Linked DNA regions of Homo sapiens: region 1 is linked to region 2. Evidence: chromatin loops called from intact Hi-C (ENCODE). Cell type or tissue: OCI-LY7. All regions are shown on one strand. Links, peaks and the distances in the headings refer to the core of each region. The heading gives the core; the rest is flanking DNA. Region 1 overlaps ARMC6 (armadillo repeat containing 6). Region 2 overlaps BORCS8-MEF2B (BORCS8-MEF2B readthrough).

Evidence for each region. A loop is a pair of places that touch in the nucleus more often than their neighbours do. Peaks named below come from ENCODE experiments on the same cell type or tissue, not always from the same donor. Only the 100,000 strongest peaks of a DNase experiment are listed, where the experiment ranks them.
Region 1: a loop joins it to region 2, with 8 times the contacts of the local background. A loop is called at or near these places in 17 of 110 quality-filtered maps.

The regions. Positions count from the first base shown.
Region 1 is chr19:19,050,635-19,055,998 of GRCh38, reverse strand. It overlaps ARMC6 (armadillo repeat containing 6), which reads right to left. Exons shown (of 9, transcript NM_001199196.2): 5 at 3,804-4,377; 6 at 1,678-1,847; 7 at 603-734; 8 at 71-208. Among named protein-coding and RNA genes, the nearest start is that of SLC25A42, 11 kb to the left of the region's middle. RefSeq lists enhancers at 1,920-1,979, 3,743-4,243. In OCI-LY7, for the core only: CTCF peaks have their summits at 1,843 and 2,042 (motif pointing left); a DNase peak (open chromatin) is centred at 2,008.
Region 2 is chr19:19,173,211-19,178,574 of GRCh38, reverse strand. The region is part of intron 5 of BORCS8-MEF2B (BORCS8-MEF2B readthrough); the gene reads left to right. It overlaps BORCS8 (BLOC-1 related complex subunit 8), which reads left to right. Exons shown (of 6, transcript NM_001145784.2): 6 at 1,115-1,669. Among named protein-coding and RNA genes, the nearest start is that of MEF2B, 5.6 kb to the right of the region's middle. RefSeq lists an enhancer at 3,694-4,195. In OCI-LY7, for the core only: a CTCF peak has its summit at 3,355 (motif pointing right); a DNase peak (open chromatin) is centred at 3,354; H3K27ac peaks cover 609 bases.

The sequences.
Region 1 (5,364 bases), core at 167-5,166, 120 kb after region 2:
CCATGCCCTCTCTGCACCTACCTGCACATCCCACACCAGCCTGCCTGCCCCCATCCCCTGCCCTGCCCACCTGCACGCCGGCCTTCTGCGGGTGTGCCTTCATGGCCTGCAGTGCTGCCACAGCCCCGCCACCCTCCACGATGATGCGGCTGTTGTCGGGCTTACGCAGGGCCAGGAAGCACAGGGCCGCGCAGCTCTGCTCACACACCTGCAGGGGCCAGTCACAGAAAGGCTGAGATGCAGCAGATAGACCCCCCACAACATCCTGCCATGGCCACCAACCCCTGGTGAACACCCTGCGGCCTCCCCTCCGTGGGTCTCTGGCAACTCCTGTGTAATAATGGCAGGGTGACAAAAATATCAGCTCAGCTCTTAGGGGTGACAAGGGCAATAGGCCTGGTCAGATCTTTGCAGGGTGCTGGTGGTAACTCCAGGACACCCAAAGTCATGCATACGCAGGTCAGCATTTGAGAGCCAATGCCCACGACCCTCACCAGCCCTGCCCTGGCCCTGCAGGGGAATAGAGCTTCATGCAGATACAGAAACTGAACTGGGACTCCAGCCACCACCCTGCTACTGTGTGTGCCCCCCGAGGTGGGTACCTGGGGGCTGGTCAGATGCTGGGTCATAGCAGCCACGATGGACTCCGTCCCACCAGCACGGACAATAGCATCTTTCACGTCGTCGTTGCCTGCGATGGCTCGCAGGGTGCTCAGCACTTGCTTCACGAGCTCCTGCACAAGGGAAAGGCCCGCTCACCTCCAGCCAGGCCGCTGGTTGTGGGAGAGGGCTCTGAGGGAGAATGTGGGGCTGTTTTGCTGTTTGACCAACAGGTATGGTGTGACTGCAGGGTGTGACTAACGAGAAGGGGTGGCAGATGCCTGTGGCTCAGGCTGCCTGTGTCCAAACGGTACCATCCAGGTGACTTGATCCCCTACCCCGACAGGGGCAGCGGGGGCATGTGACTCAGGCCGGCCTTCAGAGCACAGGGTCCCCCTGTCCACGGCCACAGACCCAGGGTAGGCGCTAACTGCCCTGCACTGAGGACAGTGGATGAGGTGCTACTGGGACTGCTGATCCCCCGATGGAGAACCTGAGGACCCTGCCCCCAACTGCCCAGGAGTACAGGGCAAAATGTATCCCTTCATTTGCTGAAGTTGGTTCCCATTCAGCTCCTGGCCACTTGCACAGAAAGAGGCTGGCTGACGTCAACAGCTGGGCTTGGGGGCGCAGGACCGTGGCACCCCTGGGGGCTTTCCTGCAGCTGCAGCTGGATAGGGAGGCACCTGTTGATTGGCTCCCTGCTGTGGATGGGCACATGGAGAAGGGCTCAATAATCGGCTGCTAAACGGAGTAATGAGTAGGGACACTGCTCTATTCTGTAGCTAGGGAAACTGAGGCAGAGGTGCGGGAACTAACCCAAGTATCCCAGCCTTGGCCGACACACCCCAACCCTATGCTTCCTACCATCCTTTTCCTGGTGCAAAAGGACAATAAGGGAGAGCAGGTGGGTTTGTTTCCCCCCCGACCTTTGGTTCCTGCCCTTGGGTCCGTGAAAAGAAAAACTGCACTTTGGTTCCGACACTGGCAGGCAGGGCTGGCTTGTTCTGACTATAGCTCGTCCGGTTGACTGGGACCCAGAAGGACAGCACGCAATGGGCCAGGGGGACTTCATACCTGAACGCCGCTCTGGTCCCTCATCTGGTGGTCATTGCAGTCGGCTAGCAGGGACACCAGAATGCTCAGGCCCCCGAGGTCGACGACCTCCTGGCAGAACTCGTTGCGAATGGCCAGGCGGGACAGGGTTCCACAGAGCTCGCTCAGGATGCCAGGGTTATCCAGGAACGCTGCAGGGAGAAAGGGAGACGGTGGTGGGGGCGGGAAGAACCAGCCGCAGGGCCCTCTGTTTTGGTGGAGATCCTGCTCCACTGGAAGAGTCCAGCCCTTCTGCCTATTGGAGTGGCCACGGGCACCAGGAAGGCCCCAGGGAACACCAGGGGCTACCTGGGCCTGCAGTGCCCCCTGCTGGCTGCTGGGAAGACTTAAGAATGTGCCCCCCAACCCGCTTCCTTCCATCATGCCCCAAATAAATTCCATACCAACTCATGGTCTCACCTAAAAAAAGAAAACTATAATAGTGCAAAAAAAAAAAAAGACATCTGAAGACTATTTTTATGATCATGGGGTAGGAATGGCTTCTCTAAGTGCAACAGGAAACTCCAGAACCATAGAGGGACACATACGGACTGGGCTGACGTGGCCAAAACTGAACACAGGAGCCGCAGATGGAGCCCAGAGGCGCTGCACCAGGAAGCAGGTGCCGGCACTCACGCCAAGAGGGCGAAGATCCTGCACCTACACAGGGCTGCGACGGTCAGTTCCTGTGACCACCTGTAGCCCTCTGCAGTTCCACCCAATGCCAATCTAGGTGTTGCCGTGGAGGTATTCTGTCCACATGGTTACCATCCACAATCAGCTATCTATTATTATTATTATTATTATTAATTTTTTTGAGACAGAGTCTCGCTTTGTCACCAAGGCTGGAGTGCAGTGGCGTGATCTTGGCTCACCACAATTTCTCCTTCCTAGGCTCAAGAGATCCTTGTGCCTCAGCCTCTCAAGTAACTGGGATTACAGGTGCCCACCACCACGCCCAGCAATTTTTGTATTTTTAGTAGAAACAGGGTTTCATCATGTTGCCCAGGCTGGTCTTGAACTCCTGGGCCCAAACAATCCTTCTACCTCAGCCTCCCAAAGTGCTGACATTACAGGCATGAGCCACCATGCCCAGCCCAGTTGCCTTTAAGTAGAGGAGATGACCTTGAACAATGTGAATGGGACTCATTCCATCAGCTGAAGTCCTTAGAAGGAAACTGAGGTGTTTCCCCGAAAAGGGGACTGCCTGGGGGTTTCCAGCCTGCCCTATGGAGTACAGACTTGCCATAATTGCATGATCCCATTCCTTACCAAAAAGTCTCTTCATATATACATATCCTGTCTCTGGCAGAAACCTAACTGATTGGAGCTCCTATAAATAAAACAGGAAAGATGTGAGCTACCTCCTGGAAAAGCAGCCTGACTTTGCAGAAGGTCGGGACTCATTTTCAGCCTTGCTGGAGGTGTGGAAGGGAGACTGAGGTGGGCCCATCTCCTCAGCAGACAGAGCCAGAACCCCCACACAGGCCTGGCCACAGAACCAGAGTGACGGGGCAGGCAAGAAAGGGGAACTCATCCTCCTAACACCTTCTGTGTGTCAATCAGGACTTTTCTGGTGGGTTCAGTGGATGGGATGGGGGTAGGGGTTAAGACAGAAGCTTTAGGGTCTGACGGTCAGCACTGTGACCTCCCAGGGCTGGCTCACCATGGTCACCCTGGAGCCAGACACATGAATATGCCTAAGGATTTGTGGCTGAATATGATCAAGCGTGTACACATCCAGCTGAGACTGCCATGGTGCATGCCAGCCAGCCCCCCCGAGTCCTCTTATTTCCCTCTGGGGAGGTCCCCCTTCCCCACTCTCAGCCCCTGGAGTTGGACACAGCAAGCCCCTTCCCCAGACAGCTCCAGAGATGGGATTGTGGCCTGCTCCTGGCCCCTGAGTGCTGGCCTGGAATTCTCCTGGAGCCACTAGAAAACATGGGGAGACTCTTCACGAGGGCTGCCATGCAGGCAGGTCTAAGCCGAGGGGCGAGTGGAGCCTTGAGCCTGCCGTGCCTAAAGCAGTCCTGAGCCCTGACCCTCACTCTGGTCACATCTGACCCGCCCACTTTGTTCGCTGGCTCGTGTCGGCCCCCAGCTCTTACCTTTGGTGGCTTCGATGAGCACCTTCAAGCCTTTGTTCTCCTGCACAATCATCTTGGCATGGTTGTGGGCATGGCCAAAGGGCACACGGATGTCGTCATCGAAGGTCATGACACGCAGGGCCCAGCAGGCTTCCCTGACCACGTCAGTGTGGTGGCCATGATGGGTGATGGCACCAGTCAGCAGAGGCAGCACGCCAGCTTTCACCAGGTCTTGCCGATTCTGTTCATGTTTCAGGCAAGCGTGACGCACACAGCGGATCCCAGAGCAGGTCAGGTCAGCCTCATCAGCATTCTGGGTCAGCGTGGCCACTAGGAGCTGCAGGCCCTGGGCATCCAGGAGGTCTGGCTGTCCATCAGTCAGCACCGACAGGGCATTGAGGGACTGGAGCAGAAGGCCCTGGTCACCTGCAGTGGCCAGCTTCCAGGCAGTGAAGATGATGGGGTAGGCCCCCTTCTGGGCCGCGAGGAAGCGGCAGGCCTTGTCCTGTTTGCACTGGTCGCAGAAGCGGGTGAGGTATGCTGACACCTCCTGGGGGCGAGAGCTGGCCACAGACTCCTGGAGGTCACTGAGCATCTGGGAGACATGGGAGAAACCTCAGCATCAGCTCAGGCAAGAGGAACCCATGGCCACAGCAACAGTGTCTGGACCCCTGCAAGGTTCCCTCCCCTGGGATCTGGGCCTGCAGTGGAAGTGATGTGGGGCAAGTTACAGCTCTGGCAACTTCCAGACCTGTGATTCTAGGAGCTTTGAGCTTCAGAGGCCATAGCGTGGAAGACTGACACACACACACACACACACACACACACACACACACACACAGAGAGAGAGAGAGAGATCCAGACAACTCAGTGTCCCTGCCGAAGGGCTGCACACATAAATGCAGACATATTAAACATTCCAGCCCTACCTGCCATCAAGAGGCCCCAAGCGATACCAGCAGAAGAACCATCCAGTTGAGCCCAACCAGGCAGAATCACAAGAAACAATAAGATGCCTGTTGTTTGGGTTGTTTGTCACACAGCTGTAACAAACTGGCACACCTGTCAATGGTCAGCTCTCCAAGGAAGGAGAAAGCCACATTCACCAGACATACCCATCCTGATGTCTCCTTTCATCTCTCTCATTCACTCCACAAACATTTATTGAGCACCTGCCAAATGTGGTTACACTGTACAGAGAGCAGATTTATCCAAATTCAACTCTAAGCCACTGGGGAGAAAATACTTTAAACAACTCAGATAAGTTTAGCTGCCATTCAACTACATGACCTCGGGACATGTCTTAGCATGAGCCAAAGATGAATCTGTGAGCCTGAAGTGTAGGAGATTATTTGCCCTCAGACTGAATCAGGGTGGTTCTACAGAAACCACCAGCCCAAAGGGCTTTGATTTGGCATTGACTGACACGAAAAACAAAGAAGCCTATGGGATAATCCTCACTGAGCTCAGATTTGTGGACCTAAGTATATGTTACAATGCAACAGGATATTTAAAAAGGTAAGTTTTTGCTAAAATGAGATTAGAACTGAAAAACAAAAAACAACAAAAATTAAGTTAACAC
Region 2 (5,364 bases), core at 252-5,251:
AAGCACTGCCCTGTTTTACAGAAGAGGAAACTGAGGCCCCGAGAGGTAAGGCAGCCAGCTCAGGGTCATCGCCCACGCCCAGAAATGCCAGGATTCCCACCCGGACCTCTGACCACCAAGCTCCACCTTAGTCTGGCCCGGGGTCATCCCTCAGGTGCTGCCTCATGCCTTGGGTCTGTCTCTCAGACCACCCTGGCCCTTGCCCCTGCTCCCCAGCCTGACTGAAGCTGGGCCAGGCAGAGACTGAAGACTGAACGAGTGTGGCCAGCATTCCTCCTGCACCTGCCCGGAGCCTCCAGGCCCAGCCGTCCATGTTCCCAGAAGTCCAGAAGTGGCTTTGCTGCTCCTGGACTCTCACTGGCCCCCCATCGACCCTTGGACCAATAACTGCCATCAAAATAATCCTGATTATGCACCTATCAAGTCCCTGGCCCTGGGCTAAAGTCTTCACAGGGGTCATCTCATTTCATCCTCAGCCCCAAAAGGCAGGTCTCACCCCCAAATACATATGGACAAAAAGAGGCTCTGCCGGGTGTGATGGCGGGCACCTGTAATCCCAGCTACTCAGGAGGTTGAGGCATGAGAATCGCTTGAACCCAGGAGGCAGAGGTTCCAGTGAGCCAAGATGGCGCCACTGCACTCCAGCCTGCGCGACAGAGCGAGACTTCGCACCCGCCGCCCCCCAACCAAAAAAAAAAAGGGCACAGTCAGAGAAGAGCAGAGCCCGGCTTGGTTTGGTCCCAGCCCTGCCTGCCTCTGATGTGCTGTGTGACATAGGCCTGGTGCTGGCCCTCTCTGGGTCTCCCTTTCTTTCTTCCTTTCTTTTCTTTTCTTTTCTTTTCTTTTCTTTTCTTTTCTTTTCTTTTCTTTTCTTTTCTCTTCCTTCCTTCCTTCCTTCCTTCCTTCCTTCCTTCCTTCCTTCCTTCCTTCCTTCTTTCTTTCTTTCTTTTGACAGGATCTGGCTGTCATCCAGGCTGGAGTGCAGTGGCACGATCTCGGCTCACTGCAACCTCTGCCTCCTGGGCTCAAGTGATCCTCCTGTCTCAGCCTCCCAAGTAGCTGGGACTACAGGCGCACACCACTACCCCCAGCTAATTTTTTGTATTTTTTGTAGAGACGGGGTTTCACCATGTTGGCTAGGCTGGTCTCAAACTCCTGAGCTCGTGATCCTCCCGCCTCAGCCTCCCAAAGTGCTGGGATTATAGGTGTGAGCCACCGCACCCAGCCTTGGTTCTCCCTTTCTTCATCTGGATAAGGAAGGCTGGACTGCACCTTCTCTACAGGCTGAGTTGGACATTCGCAGATCTACCCTCCCAACCTGCATTCTGCCTCAAGCAGCAACGCCCACCCCAGGCTCAGGCCACATGGAGAAGCCACCCCTAGTTCCAGTGGTGGATGTGGCACCTCGGCCTGGCCAATCAGAGCTCCCTTGTCCTAGGTTCCTAGTGATTGGTTTGAGATGGACACGTGACCCAATGAGCGACCTTTCCTGGGAGTTCTACCAGGAGCATCAGGAAGGTTGAGCTGGGTGTATGGGAACCAGGCCGGGGCGAGGGGTTCCGGGGGGACCTGAGAACATTGTGTGGAGCCCTGGATCCAACTGTACCTGACACTAGCCAATTTCATTTCTTCAGTTTCATGGACCCCTAAATTATGATTTTTGCCAAAATGGCTTTGAGTCCGTTTCTGCTGCTGTTTGCAGAAGGGCCTGCACTGACCACTGTGAATGCCAAGCCTGGGTGACCAGGCCTCCACAAGTTATGCATCTCCAAGGCCAGCTGTGTGCCAATGCAGTTACCCCAGAATCCCTTGTTCCAGTACAATGTATTAGGGAGGTCAGATAAGAGTTGTTTGGGGTCGAGGCAGGTTCCAGTCACTGCTCTGGGAGGGTCCCTCAGCTTGGCACTGTGGGGTGGTTGATGGAGACGGATGGGAAGAGCAGGGGTGTCCCGAGGGGAGACAGAGGGCATCCTGTTAGGACATCGGGCCTGTCAAGGCATCTGAAGGCCTGGAAAGGGGGTTCAGCCCTACCTCTCCTCCTTCTAGGTCACACTGGGGGGCCTCTGTGCCATTATCCCACCTCTCCACTGTCCTACTCAGCTTAGGAGTGGGGAGGAGCCTAAAGCCACCCCATTTAGGGCACTGATTGGTGTGTGGCCTCCAGAGTCCTTCTCCCTTCTTACCTGCTCTGAAGGCACCTCTCAATGTCCATCTGTCCTTCGTGCGACCATTTCTCCAGCAAACACTGGTATTTGTGAGCCAGCCCTCTTGCTCAGACCTTCAGGACAAACTGGCAGCAGAATGGGATTATTGCCTGCCTCCCAGGACCTGCCTAGGATGTCTGGGGCGCTAGGAGCTAGGGGTGAGGGAGGCAGGTGTGGGGGGCCCCACCAGACCCTTCTAGGGCTCTGAGTCACTCATAGCCCCTGGATGCAACCTCAACCAGCGACTAACAGTCATCTCTCTCTCTTTTTTTTTTGAGCTGGAGCCTCACTCTCGCCCAGGCTGGAGTGCAGTGGCGCGATCTCGGCTCACAATAACCTCTGCCGCCTGGGTTCAAGCCATTCTCCTACCTCAGCCTCCAGAATAGCTGGGATTATAGGCACCTGCCACTGCGCCCAACTAATTTTTGTAGTTTTAGTAGAGACGGGGTTTCACCATCTTGGCCAGACTGGTCTTGAACTCCTGACCTCGTTCTCCCAAAGTGCTGAGATTACAGGTGTGAGCCACCGTGCCCAGCCCAGTCATCTCTTAAAAGGAGTCTAGGCCGGGTGCGGTGGCACACGCTTGTAATCCCAGCACTTTGGGAAGTCAAGACTAGAGGAACCCCTGAGTCCAGGAGTTGGAGACCAGCCTGGCAACATGGAGAGACCCTGTCTCTATAAAAAAACAAAATAGCTGAGCATGGTGGCTCACGCCTGTAATCCCAGCACTTTGGGAGGCTGAGGTGGGCAGATCACCTGAGGTTAGGGGTTCAAGACCAGCCTGACCAATATGGTGAAACCCTGTCTCTACCAAAAATATAAAAAATTAGCCGGGTGTGGTGGTGCGCGCCTCTAATCCCAGCTACTTGGGAAGCTGAGGCAGGAGAATTGCTTGAACCCGGGAGGCAGAGGTTGCAGTGAGCCAAGATGGAGCCACTACACTCTAGCCTGGGTGACAGAGCGAGACTCTGTCTCAAAAAATAATAAATAAATAAATAGATAAAAGGGATCTGATCAAGACTCTGGGTTGTCAGACACCTCGTCACCCCGAGTCCAAGGGCTTGTGGGGGCGCTGGTTAATTTGCATCTCATTTGAATGCTCGATAGCCCTTTTTGCCTGGAGGGCGCCCCGCCCACTCTAGCCGCCAGGGGGCGCAAGAGGCAAAGCGTTGGCGGGAAGTTCAGCCTCCTAGCGGTCATTGTCTGCAGTCCTGGCTGGCCCTGGTGGGCACACTGTGACCCTCCACCCTTTTTCACCCTATATGCCCTCGCTCCCATTTTTCAGAGAGCAAACTGAGGTTCTGAGAGGCCAGAGGGCTCTCAGAACAAGAGCTCGCAGCCTCCCTTGTCAGGGTGGAGAGCAAGGGCACTCCTAGAGCTCACTCAATAGCATTTACTGGCCAGGCGCGGGGGCTCACACCTGTAATCCCAGCGCTTTCGGAGGCCGAGGTGGGCGGATCACTTGACGTCAGGAGTTGGAGACCAGCCTGGCCAACATGATGAAACCTCGTCTCTACTGAAAATACAAAAATTAGCTGGGTGTGGTGCATGCCTGTAATCCCCAGCTACTCTGGAGGCTGAGGCAGGAGAATCGCTTGAGCCCGGGAGGTGGAGGTTGCAGTGAGCCGAGATCACGCCACTGCACTCCAGCGTGGGCGACAGAGGTAGACTCCATTTCAAAAAACACCCAGCTGGGCATGGTGGGTCACGCCTGTAATCCCAGCACTTTGGGAGCCCGAGGCGGGTGGATTACGAGGTCAGGAGATTGAGACCGTCGTGGCCAACATGGTGAAACCCCATCTCTACTAAAAATACAAAAATTAGCTGGCTGTGGTGAGCACCTGTAATCCTAGCTACTCGGGAGGCTGAGGCAGCAGAATGACTTGAACCCGGGAGGTGGAGATTGCAGTGAGCCGAGATTGCGCCACTGCACTCCAGCCTGGCGACAGAGCCAGACTCCGTCTCAAAAAAAAAAAAAAAAAAAATTTAACTCCCGGCAGAACTCCAGAGATAGGCAGCTAGAAGAGAGACAGTGAGCTCTCCGTGCCATGGGGCATCCAAACAGAAGCATAGTGCTCACGAGGCTGGAGATCACCCAGAAAGGATCCCAACCCTGATCTGCAGATGGGGTAAAAGGAGACCCATACAGGGCAGCGACCTGCCCCCTGCTCCGTCCACAGTGGTCAGGACAAGAATCAGACTTCCGCTGGGTTTTTGTCCTTAGCCATTGGTGTGAGTCCTGGTTTTTATTTCAGACCTACTCCTCTGGGTTCCCGGAGAGTCCTGCACACTCAGGCCCCTGGAAAGCCTTTTTTTTTTTTTTTCTTTTCCCTACAGTATCCCTGAACAAGGCTTCTGGGTGCCCCAGGCTTATCCCCCACTCCCTTTCACTGCTTAGACCTTCTTTGAGATTCTCCAGTTCTTCAAGAAACCCATGGAGGCTGTGCGCAATGGCTCATATCCATAATCCTAGCTCTTTTGGAGGCCAAGGCAGGAGGATCGCTTAAGCCCAGGAGTTCGAGACCAGCCTGGGCAACAAGCGAGACACCCAGTGCACCTCAAAAAAAAATTTAAAAATTAGCCAGGTGTGGTAGTGCATTCCTATAGTCCCAGCTACTTGGTAGATGGAAGCGAGAGGATCACTTGAGCCCAGGAGTTCAAGGCTGCAGTGAGCCATGATTGTACCACTGCACTCCAGCCTGGGCAACAGAGCAACTCTGTCTCTAAAAAATGAAAAGAAAGAAACCCGTGGAGACACCCCTTTGGTGCCACCATGCACTGGGCCCGGGCCCAAGGAACCCCCAGGCTGGGGGACACAGAACCAGCCACATACTCTACCCCGCCCCCTGGATCAGTGCTAAGCTGGAAGGAAGGGTGGGGAGGTGGAAGGATCCTAAGTGGTAAGAGGATAGGAAGGCTTTTGGAGGAGGGAACATTGGAGGTGGGCCTTAAGGGCTCCTATTATCCCCACTTCTTCTTTTTTTTTTTTTTTTTTTCTTTTTTGAGACAGAGTCTTGCTCTTGTCACCCAGGCTGGAGTACAGTGGCGTGATCTTGGCTCACTGCAACCTCCACCTCCCGGGTTCAAGCAATTCTCCTGCCTCAGCCTCCTGAGTAGCTGGGATTACAGGTGTGTGCCACCATGCCTGGCTTTTTTTTTT